Linked DNA regions of Mus musculus: region 2 is linked to region 1. The links are chromatin contacts, found by Hi-C or POLR2A ChIA-PET in ENCODE. All regions are on one chromosome and are shown on one strand. Each heading gives the region's core, a stretch centred on a gene start or an enhancer-like site at or near the end of the contact. The rest is flanking DNA. Distances are from core to core; before and after follow the strand shown.

What was found. A loop is a pair of places that touch in the nucleus more often than their neighbours do. ChIA-PET counts read pairs that join two places held with the same protein, here RNA polymerase II (POLR2A).
Region 2: a map of left cerebral cortex shows a loop between it and region 1 (2.8-fold over the local background). The contact joins the promoter of Cdh6 here to the enhancer-like site in region 1. A Hi-C loop is called at or near these places in 4 of 37 maps with a recorded cell type or tissue (all left cerebral cortex). POLR2A ChIA-PET finds 5 or more read pairs at or near these places in 1 of 5 experiments (Patski).

The regions. Positions count from the first base shown.
Region 1 is chr15:13,135,608-13,141,862 of GRCm38, reverse strand. All of the region lies in intron 1 of Cdh6 (cadherin 6), which reads left to right. Among named protein-coding and RNA genes, the nearest start is that of Gm46513, 16 kb to the left of the region's middle. Within about 2 kb of position 2,949, at least 1 of the 3 ENCODE cell types and tissues checked has a DNase peak (open chromatin) inside an H3K27ac peak, as active enhancers do; it is left cerebral cortex, where a contact is called at or near this core.
Region 2 is chr15:13,171,422-13,176,937 of GRCm38, reverse strand. It overlaps Cdh6 (cadherin 6), which reads left to right and starts at 3,263. Exons shown (of 12, transcript NM_007666.4): 1 at 3,263-3,424.

The sequences.
Region 1 (6,255 bases), core at 1,700-4,199:
TTTTATAAATCAACTACTTTGCTTAAAGAATTTAGCAAGATTCTTATTTTGTTCTTTTTTTTTGGCAATTATTTGTAAAATATGTGGCTCTCTGTGTTTTAATTCTTAAAAAACTAAGTAGTGGGCTGATGGGATGATTTCTCTTTTGTGTCTGTGAGCATGCACTTGGTTGTAGTGCTGGATGCTGCTGTGGTTTCCCTGTGGGCATCGGTGGATGGAATCCATTTTAACTGTGCCCAGTGCAATCACAACTAATGTAGGAAGGAACTGAAAGGAAGAAAAAAAGAAAAGAGTGAATATGTTGATGAGCCTGTCATTGGAAAAGGATGAAGTGTAAAACCCCACACCAGAAAGACAACACGTTTTTACTCAAATAGCTACCCTTTTAAAGATGCCGTTTAATGGAGGAAGCTGCCCTGCTGCACGGGGGAAGAGCCCTGGGTGGTGACTGTGATGGGCATGAGCTGCACAGTCAACAGTGAGGCAGGGATTAGTATTTACTGTGTGTGCCCAAGACCTACATGTGCTATGCATGCACTGTCTCCTTCAGTCATGAAGACTCTAGGAGGCATGTCTACTGTTCATCCCCCATGCTCCTCCCAAGGAGAAAATTTAAATGTTGTGGGATTCAATAAATGGTTTCAAGTCAAATGATAAGAGACAAACTTAAAGCTTTCAGAGACAAATGGCTAGCCATTGGCCTCTCGTTTTCAGTGTCCAAATATTTATGTCTCCGTCTAAGCTCGGGCATTGTCTTGATTTCTGTTTACTTTTGTTTGGGTTTTTTGGAGTGAGTGTGTGTGTGTGTGTGTGTGTGTGTTGTTATGTTGAGTTTTTTTTACTGTTATTGTTGTTGTTTTGTTCTTTTTTTTTTTTTTTTTGTGCACAGTAGGGAACTTGAACCCAGGGTGTCACACATGCTGGGCAAACGCTATACAACTATGTCAGCAGTTCCTCAAAAAAATTTAAGTCATACTTTCAAGAGAGTGACTCTCAACAAGGAAGCATTGTCCCCTGCCCAGGAAACATTTGACAATATTTGGAGGTATCAGGAGCTGTTACATGTGGCAGGTGCTCCTGGCATCTAAGTGAGCAGCAGCCCGACATGCTGTAAGACACCACACAGGTCAAGGGGCAAAAGGACATGGAGGGCAGCGTGGCTGGTGGAAGCCCTGCTTCCGTGGTTGTCCAATAAGATGCTTTTCTGGCAAGCATGCCTTTATATGGCTTGATTTCAATTCTAAGTGCTTTGTTTGGTGCATAAATGACTCCAGGCTTTGTGTCTGTCAAAGAGACAGCACAAAAGCAGAAAGTTAATAACATCCCTCGGAGGCTCTGGGAGTGTAGGTCAGGCATCCTTTGGGCATGAGACATGACAAAGAGAATGGTACATGCTGTAAGAACGCACATTCTAGTCTTGACACTCCCCATCCATAGCACGGATGCAGATATTCAATACACCATGTGGAGGTGATGTTTTCCTCAAATTGTGGGTGAGTTATCTGGAAAGTACAGAGGTTAAATAACTTCCCTAAAATTGCATAGGTAATAAATATATTCTGATTCTGGCACAGACTCTACTCAACCCACCCTAGATATAATTAGTGAGAGGGAAATGTGGAATCCCAGCTCTACCTAAATCCTTTCCTGAACTAAAATTGAGCTTCTTTTCTTGGTGTAAATGAAGCACTTTTCTGCGCATATATATATATATATATATATATATATATATATATATATATATATATATAAAATCAGCATAGATTTAATTGAATAGTCCATTTAGGAAGGGATGTTTTCAGTCCACAGAAAAACAGAACCCAGGATCTCACAACGGGTGTGTATAAGCAATGATGATGATGGGGGCAAGGGAGGGTGTGGATGATAATTTCTTCTAATTTGCTGCTCTCCTTTCTCTGAAGAGGACCCCAGGCTCAGAGATGTTGTACAACTCATCCATGTTCTCACAGCAAGTTAGGGTTGTCTGTAAGCAGAGCACAGTTGCTCCTTCCCACAGAGCCCACCTCCTCCCTACTGCCTGGAGGAGGAAAGCAGCTGCTTCATCCTCCTCTTGAATGAAATGCCTTTACAAATTATGTACATAAAATTCATTATCTTTGTTATCCTCAGAAATTGTTTAGGACCGAAAAATACGTCGTGAAAAATTAGGCTTTTGAGGAAGAAGAAAGATGAGCGGGTGAAATCCCACAATCCTCATTATTATGCAATCAAATCACTCTGTGAAACTAATTAAGGATGTGGAGGGTTTTATGCTGCTCAGAATCAAATGGAAAGAAACGTGATCTTACGACTTTCGTAAGAAATTGGTGTGGCTGTTCACACTGTGCAGTCTGGTGCCTTGGAGGTGCTCCTCAAAACAGGGACCTCCTCCCCAGCACAGAGGCCACTTTAACAAGGGCAAACTCCCTGGGAAGTGCTTGCACCATGCATTTAGTGTATGTGAGGTTGAGCTTCAGCCACATGCCAAGAAAGAAGAAAGGAGGGAAGAGGTGGAGGGAGGCAGAGAATGACTCCTTGAACTCCAAAGCACAGTACCCCATTCTCCCCCACTTTACCCTGCTCTAGTTTCAGTTTTCTTGACCCTGACGAGGACCTGTAGGAGAGGGAAGGACTTACTTGGCTGACATCACTGAGGTGAAGTGAATGAAGACAGAACTCAAGCAGATTGTTGTATCACATCTACAGTCAAGAACAGAGAGCAATGACTGGATCCTCACCCCTCCCTGTCTTAGCTAGTCGGGACCATATGCCTAGGGAATGGTGCCACTCACAATGGGATGGGTCTTCGTAAATCAATTAGCACTCAAGCCAGCCCTCCACAGCTCAACATGATCTAGATAATTCCTCATTAAGACTCTCAAGTGATTCTAGCTTGTGGCAAGTTGATAATAAGTAACCAGCACATCTCCCTTTATGGGATTTAATTGGAAAAAATATATAATAAGATAGAGGAGCCTCACATTTTCCAGAACCTTCCTGACTCTCTTCAGCACTCTGTCATCCCACACATTTGGCAACACTGTGGTTTGGAGAAAACATAGCAGAAGTTTCATAGACATATTAAGCATTCATGATTTGAAAACCTGAATCCACCATACTCCAAAATCCAAAACTCTTTCAGTTTCAACATAACACCACACGTAGGAAATAACACACTGTAGAACTGTTTCATACACAGGATTATAGAATAACTTCCCATCTCCTAGGAGAAGGGTGTCTACCTTAGCCACCCTACATAAGAGCAAGCAAGACGGGAGAACCCTGGAACAGACAAAGATCCATTTGTTTGTGTCTTCCTGCTCTAATCCAAGCTTAGTGGCTTAAAATAATGTAAGTTTATTCCTATAAACATTTATAGATCAGACTCAGAGGGACTTGAGGATTAGAGAGAGGGATGGAAATGACAAAAATATATACTCGCATATGAAATCCCAAAAAGATAAACTAGAACAACAACAAAAACAAACAAACAAACGAAAAGGAGTTTATGTGGCTAAAACCTACCTGTTATTCTCTTGTCTTTCCCAGCTGCTATAGGCTACCTGCATCTCTCAACTTATGGCCTCTTCAAAAGCAATAGCATAGCAGCTCTAGAACCTTGTCAGGCCCCCACCCCCTCAGGAGGACCTTTGTGACTACAGAGACCTTCCGTGTGATTCACCATGGTCTCCCTATTCCCAGTCTCATCCTCACAGACCCCTGATTCGTGGGTGCTGACACAGGTTCTTGAAACTGGGGATGGCTTATCTAAGAAACCATTGGTCCTTCAACCACAGATCCCAGAGGCCAAGGCTTGGGATATGAATCAAACTCTGGGGGATAAAATTAAAACCTGACCCCAGACCCAGACATGGGATATCTGTTCCATCTCAGCCAGAAACACAGTTACATGATTCTTAGGTGTTTGTTTTATTTAATCTTCCTGATGTCATTTCTTCTTCTGTAGCACAGAGAAATATTGCCTCTCCAGAATGCATTAAGAATGGAGAGCCACCTAGCATAATTCCTCATGAGCTCCTTCCATCCTATGCTCCCCCCCACAACCTCATGTGATTCTAACTGGAACTGTGTGGAGCATCTAAGTTCCACTGCCCCATCTCTTGACCTAAGGTCCATCTGTCTTCCAAAACACAGAATCTGATTGAGCTAGAGGAACTTAGTAAGCAATGGGATAGGGGTGGTGTACGTGCCGGAAACTGCGTGTTTGGACTCTAAATCCCATGCATATTTTGTTCCCTTGAGACCCCTTGTGCTGCTCTGATTGCTACAGTGGGTAGGTGTTAACTTTCTGGCCAAACTAGGCTGGTGTGTAGGGGATGGAGCACATCACCCTCTGTCTTTTGTGAAGTTTGCAGATGAGCAAAACAGGATAAGGAGCTGTAGACTGGGGAAAAAATATTTTCTCTCTGGAGCTAGGAGGCACTTATAACAAGTTGTGAGAGCAATTTGGCTGTTGCAACTGTGCGGCCGCTGCCAATTTGGAAGCCCTTGCAGGTCTCTAGTTCCCCGGATATTATTGGCAGAACCAATAACTGTGGTTAATTTTTATTTTATGCAAAAAGAATTAGAACTCTGAAAGAACGCGTGTGAAACATTTGACTCCCGCCTAAGGATCTCTTAGTAAAAAGAATTTACAGTGATGAAGAGGTCCTTTTGTCTGCCATCAGAGCAACTGCATGAACGGTTTCCAGGCCTTAAAGCTCAAAAGACAGGTAGAAGCTTCCTTGTGCTTCTGCTGTGGGTCCTGGTTCAGATTATTAAGGAGCACTGTAATTATGGCCAGAGGCTTTTTGCCCTTGGTGACTGATGTATGGGACCCTGCTATCCATTCTTCTGGCTGGTGATTAACAGGCCAATGAGCTGGATCCTGGCATGACAATTAAGATTGAGTAGTGTCATCTGTTTCATAATTAAATTCTATCTTCCATATCCTTTGAACACTATAGGTGTTTAATTGGCTGATCTGTTTCCCCTGCTTCTGCTGCTGGCCCCCACAATGATGTCAAAATAATCACGATCCTACACAGCATAAAAAAAACCCCATGGAAGAATATTTGCTTTCTCTTTGGCACAGAAAGAGCCCTGAAGTCCTAATTTAGAAGCAGGACTTAAAGCAGCCCCGGGCCTTTCTGCTCCTCCAGGTTCTCAGGATGTTGTTTAGAGTCTAAAATTAAAAGATAAACTCAAAATATACAGAAAAAAATATAATCCCTATCCCGGTGATAAGTCCTCCGCAGGCACATGGAACTCACTAAGGCAAGGTGCATACTGTATGAACAGACTGTTCAAGAGCTTGTCTGAACAGCACCACAACGTTTTCCAAAAAGAAAAGAAAAAAAGAAAGCCAAACAGCCTCTATGATGTTAAACTTTCATGTTAAACACCATAAAATACGTTTCCAATGTGCTTCTTAACAGAGACTATGGAAGCGTTGGGCTTCCCCCACTGCTACTGACTTATCCTCCTGCTCCATCTCTAAGCCACCGGCAGCTGGGGACATAGCTCTATGGTAAAGCACTTGCTTAGCATGTGCAAGGTCTTAGGTGCAACCCTTAGCATGGGAAAGAGTGCAGGTGTTCCATAGCACAAGGCAATCAATGTGCCTTATAAAAACGGAAGGGAGAAATGAGTTAGGAAACCAGGAAATAAGTCCTCCATGAGAAAAAGTGGAACTGTGGAGCTGGAGAGATAGCTGAGGAGTAGAGCTTTGGCAAACATGAGAAAGCTGAGCATAGTAGCACGAGTCTAATCCCTGTGCTCTTGTGGCATAATGGGAGGAGAGACAGGAGAGTCCCTGGAAGCCTGAAGGCCGACTAGTCTGATGGACAGAGCAGCAAACAAAAGTCCCTGTCCCAAACAAGAGAGGCCAGGACCTACAGTAATGGTTATTCTCTAACCAGATCTCTATACACCTACTGTCCCATGAACTCATGTGACATCTCCCACACCAGGAGGACACACACAAAGCCTAAACAGAAAAAGAAAGAAGAAACAAAAATCTGGATTTTCTGTTCACTTACCAGACCAAAACAGCCTCTGTGCTTTTGTATTAAATTCTTGATGGTAAATACTGTTAGGATGCATTCCCAACTTAACTTGTTCCTTAGCAGAACACCAAACACACACACACACACACACACACACACACACACACACACACACACACTTTTGTTTTAAAGAAGTGGAATTTTTCCTTCCTCAAAGAAACCAAAAAGCACTGATCTAGGGTTAAAA
Region 2 (5,516 bases), core at 2,014-4,513, 35 kb before region 1:
AGGAAAAGTACTTGATGCATGAGCATGGGAACCTGAGTTCAGATCTTAGAATCTGAGTCTAGGCGGACTCTTGTGGCACACAAGTAATCTTAGTGCTGAGGGGCACAGACAGGCAGGTCTTTAGGTATCACTGAGCAGCTAGACTAGCCACGCCTTGGGCACAGACAGGCAGGTCTTTGGATATCACTGAGCAGCCAGACCAGCCACGCCTTGAGCTTCACACTTGGTAGGAGATGCTGTCTTAAAAATAGATAAAGTGGAAAGCCAATAGAGGAAGATAGCAGACATTGACGTCTGACTCGCTCTCTCTCTCTCTCTCTCTCTCTCTCTCTCTCTCTCTCACACACACACACACACACACACACACACACACACACACACAACTCATGGTCTCTAAAGGGGGTTCTTATTTTATGAAACTTTACCAAAATAAGATGGGCTGTAATATCAGCTGCAGTATATAAAATAATGGCATGCCCTGGCCCTGATAAAAACTACTTCAAAGTCACCAACCTACTAAAGAAAACATGGGGGACCCGGGGAAACGCAAGCTTTTGTAAATTGCCTTCTCAGCATCCACACTCCCTAAGTATGCCTATTCACTTGGATCCTAGAAAAAGCCAGGGTAGCGATTGTGAAGGTCAACTATGCCTTTCCCAGCCCCAGCTTCTTACCCCACTCCTTGGAGGAACCCGACCAATCAACGCTATTCTAACGAAATTATATGGGGGAGGGGAAGCAAGCTTCTGGAAGTAGCCATGGGTGGCGCTGTTTGCCTTGTGAACTGAAGGGCAAGGGGTGGGGGCAGGTGTGAAGGAAGACAAAGCATCAGCAGGCATGAGGGGGTGAGAATGCCTAAAATCAGGGTACCCATGCCTTCTCAGCACCTGCTTCTAGACCTCTCAAGAGGCCCCGCAGAATCTCACTCTGGCTCACCACAAAACGCCACGTGCTGACGAGGATCTCCACATTTGTTCAGCTCCCTCGGACTAGCTAGCTTCTATGGCTCGCCAAGGTGCTCTGGTGTGCCAGAGAGCAACTTATAACAGGACTCAGCAATGCTTAGTCCCCTACCTCCGAAAGAAGGATGAAATAATCCTGGATATTTTTATCGACATGAGTAGTCATTGTGGTAAATGTCAGTAGGAAGTCTTGAGAATCACATGAAGTCTTTTAGAATAATATCCTGGGGTTGCAAACTCCTTCATGTCACTTACTGCTGCCACATGAAACTGCTCAGGAGCGAGCTGATTGTCCACTCTTAATAAAATGAGGTTGTTTAACCACCTTTGATGTGCCGCTTAATGGAGTTTGAAGGGTAATACATCACAAACAATTAAGAGATTTTTTTCCTTCGTGAGACATTAACTGCTTCGATGGATAGAAAATCTACTTCACTATGACCCTTCATATAGCATAAAATCAGTTAATTTATACATCTGTCTGCTAGAGACAATCTTACAAAATGTGTTTTTAACATACTCGCACATGTTCCGTTATTAATTTATCATCACACATGTTAGTAAATTATATCTGCATACATTTTGTGGATATACACTAGTTGGCATGTACACATTTGGGTATTTCGCCTTTTGTTCCTTCCTAGTTTTATTATCTTAGACATAGTCCTTAACCTTTACTGTGCTTTTATCAATCTATTTCCTCTGTCCTTTCTGCCAAAAAAAAAAATCATATTAGCAGAAGAATCCCATCAAATGGTCTATAAGAATACTTTGTGAGCTGTAAAGGACTGTACAGACATACCAAGGTAATCTTTCAAATTAAGAAGTCTACAACCTGAGGAATGAATGAATGTGAACCAGCTGTCCTCTCCCCCATCCCTCCTCCACTGCAGTTCAAATACCCACATGAAGAGACCATGTTCAGCCTCCTTTCTGCAAACTGCAGGCATCTATCTCCTCATCCCAAGGATGGCTTTTCAAATCTTGCCAGCATCCATGTGCAGAACATCTGGACTAAGACCGTTCCACATACAATTCTTTGAAGCACCGGCTGCCTGGAAGAAATACTTTGATTTGGGCTTCATTAAAATGCCTCAACTTCTATTAGGGACACAAAAGATTTTTTTTTCTAGTAAGAGCTCTCTTGGGAAGAAGACCGACCTCTAGCTAGTTAGATCACTCAGAAGCCAAGTGGCTGGAATGTCACTAAAGCACCATGCAATGGAAATCTTGCTGCGAGCTTGTAACATGCAGAAACAGCTGGCTTGGGTCTGTGGCTGACCCGGGGTGAAACCATTGTGGTAATTAGATTTAATTTTCTTAATCCAATAGTGCTTGACTGCAACGTGTCTGCATCTCCTAGGCAGAAAAGGCATGATTCTCCTTTAACAATGCTTTGACGTGTTTAAGACTTCTGCAGCTTAGTCCCTTCAGAGAAGTCACTTCTTCTCGAGTATAAGGACACCCATCCAGACAGCTATGTGTATCAAGGAGTTTCACATAGACGTTATCTTGCTTCAGTAACTTCCCAGAAAGATCTCAACACAACAAATACGTCTTAAATATCAATATATATCCTATTCTGCTAGTTCAGTGTGCCCTGCTATCTGCTCATTTAGAAAGATGGATCAGCCACGAAGACATTGATGAGCCCGGGGCGTTTGGATTTGAACCGCTTCTACACTCTCGGGGGCATATGACTTCATGCTACAGCTCTCTGGGGTTACCCACTCTGCAACAGCGCCAGAGCTCCAGAAGCTACAAGGGGGGAAAAAGTGTTCTTGAGATGAGAGAAGCAAAGACTGACATTCATGAATCTGTCTGCTCGCGTCTGTTTATGTTATACAGAACAGCCGTCGGTATTGTTACCTCAGAAGACCGGGGTTATTTTATTCGAGTGCAGGTCGTGCGTACTGTCTCCCCCCCAAACTGGCTCACAGCGCCACGCCGTACCATGTCGTGTCCCCGGGAATCTTAATTGCCTGGGCTATTAGAAAAGAACATCCGACCGCTGCTGGTAATTGAACACGGTGCATTTTGATAGCTTAAAAAGAAAGATCAGATAGAGTCACACAAGTTCTCAGTATGTCTTAAGCCGTCCCCCCTAAAAAATATATAAGAAAAAAGAGGAAGGGAAAGCCTGGGGCAGCGGGAGTGTTCCAGAGAGCGAACTGCTCCGGACTTCAAACACTGGGAGTCATTCTGTCAAGGGGAGGGGGCGGGCGGGGGCAGGCACTGGGCCTCTGTAACAAAGTCCTCCTCTCTTTGCTCCCTCCCACTTCATTCACTTGCAAATCAGTGTGTGCCCACAAGAGCCAGCTCTCTGGAGCCGTAACCTTCCCATCCCGAGAGCTGCAGTTCCAGCCACAGCAGCAAGAAGCACAGAGCAGAAGACCGTGGTGGAGGCAGGAGCATCCTGGGCGAGTGGCAGGGTGTCCCCAGGAGCCGGAAGGCAAACCGAGGTGGGTTCGGTCTCTGTTGCCAATGCGGGAGCTTGTGCGTGCGTTTCTTTTCTCCCTTGCCTTCTCTTTCTTCTTTATACATAGCTATTATTTTAATTCCGTAGCGTTGATGGAAGCCAATCAGAGAAAGAGAGCGGTCCTCTGCGCCGGGTGTTGCGGTGCACGGAGTTGGGAGGGATGCTCAGCTGGGAGCTGGGGTGCGGGCGGGCTTGCGCGCGAGTCCGGTTGCATTGGTGGCGCTGCTGCCTCTGCCCAGGACCGGCGCCGCTTCCCGGGGAGCCTGGGCGCCGCTCCTCCGCCGCCTGGTAAGACCGAGACGCCTAGGGTTCTGCGGGGGGTGGCAGGGAACAGTGTGGAGGAGAGAAAGCTGCTGCCGAGGTCCACTCCGCGGGGCTGGCGGAGGCGGCTAGTGGAGCCCTAGCTTTGCAAAGTTGGCTGGTCAATTACCAAGGGCGCTAGTGAGTGCCGGAGCGGTGGAGCCGTTTGGGGCTTGATTGATTTCCACCTACCCAACAATACAAGGGTCTGTGTGGTGACTGCTTGGCCTGAGTTATGGGATTTTTTTTTTTTTTTATGGCTTTGAGAGTAACGCAGAAATTAATTCAGGTAGTCGGGAAACTCTGGAATGTTCCCAATAAGGCAAACTTACAGAGATGGTTTGGCCGAGAGAACGAGCTTAAAGAAAACTGTTAGCTCGCATGTTCCTAGCAATGCCTTCAGGCTTTCATAGAGCAGAAATGCTTAGGTTGCAAGGCAAGTCCGACACTGGACTTCGAAAATGGAGCACACTGTCCAGGGAAAAGTCATGTGGAAGACGCCGCTCGCTGGTGCTCTTCCAAGGCTACACACACACACACACACACACACACACACACACACACATCTGAGGGAGAATGCCTTCCTTAGACTGGAGAGCAGGAGGTCTGGTGCGTCTGATGTGAGGTGTCAGATGCAAGAGTGAAGTCCCCAAGGCGTTCATGTGGAATTTAATGAAGGCGGGTCGTTGCGGAGTCCTATAATGCCGCAGAGCTGGGGTCACTTCCTCCTCCGTAGTTATTCGCCTGCCAAGAGTTACGGTCCATCTCGAGATGGGAGATGCTGGCGAGGTCAATGTGGTACTGAGAAATGTTGTCGCTGCTGCAATAAAATCCATATTTTATGGGAAGTTACGTGAGGGTCTTTGTATGCAAGGGGCTGGTTGCCTAACTTAACTACTACCGAGAACATTCAAGAACCAAGAAGTTTAATCACGTGGAACATTCACACATTTCTCTCTCCCACTCATTTTTTTCCTATGAAGACACTTTTTTTTTTTTATGATAGTCACTGCAAGCTCTATCGGTCTGTGTCTCTTCACTTTCACTTACTGAAGTCACACAGTGCGAACCAGAAAAGCTATTTCCTTTAACAGTGTGTCTGGGGCGTACTTCTGTGTTGGGGGGGGCGGGGGGGGGAGAATGCTAATTGTGAGCTTTTGCGGTGGTTAATTATCAGGGGCGGGTGTGTGTGTGCAAACTCCTCCCTGTGATTCTAAGGGAGCCAGAGATGTGGCCAGTTAATGCACAACTCCTCGGGAGAATGAGTAACTGCCATGTGAATGCGGGCCAAAGCTGGCTTTTTTCTTTCTGTTCTTGCTGATAGTTTTACCTGAAAAGGGAAAATCCTCGGGATTCTTTCTGCTTTGGGGGGAAGGGGGGGAGCGAGGAGAAGATAACAAACTCTCCTCCCAATTTAGCTTGAGCACAGTCCTTTGTGTAGGAGCACTTGCCTGACTCTGTGTTTGGTGTTCTGGAGAATCTGAAAACCAGTTGTGACCAGAAAGGGAATATGCTAAAGCAGATAGCTTCATGACGTCATGGAGAGGGCAAAGGGTACACCAGAGGCCATATTCTTGATGCAGAGCTCAGAAACTTAAAAGAAATCCAACGGAGAACAACTGTGTCTCACCCTCTCCCTTTTCTCTTGCTGGTATTCTAATTAACAAAGTGATATAAAAGGTAGAGAGCCCTTCTTACCCGGTTTTATGGTTTGTGCCTTACTTTGGAAGCAGAGGAAGTGATCAGGTTCTTCAGAGAGATACAAGGTAACAGTA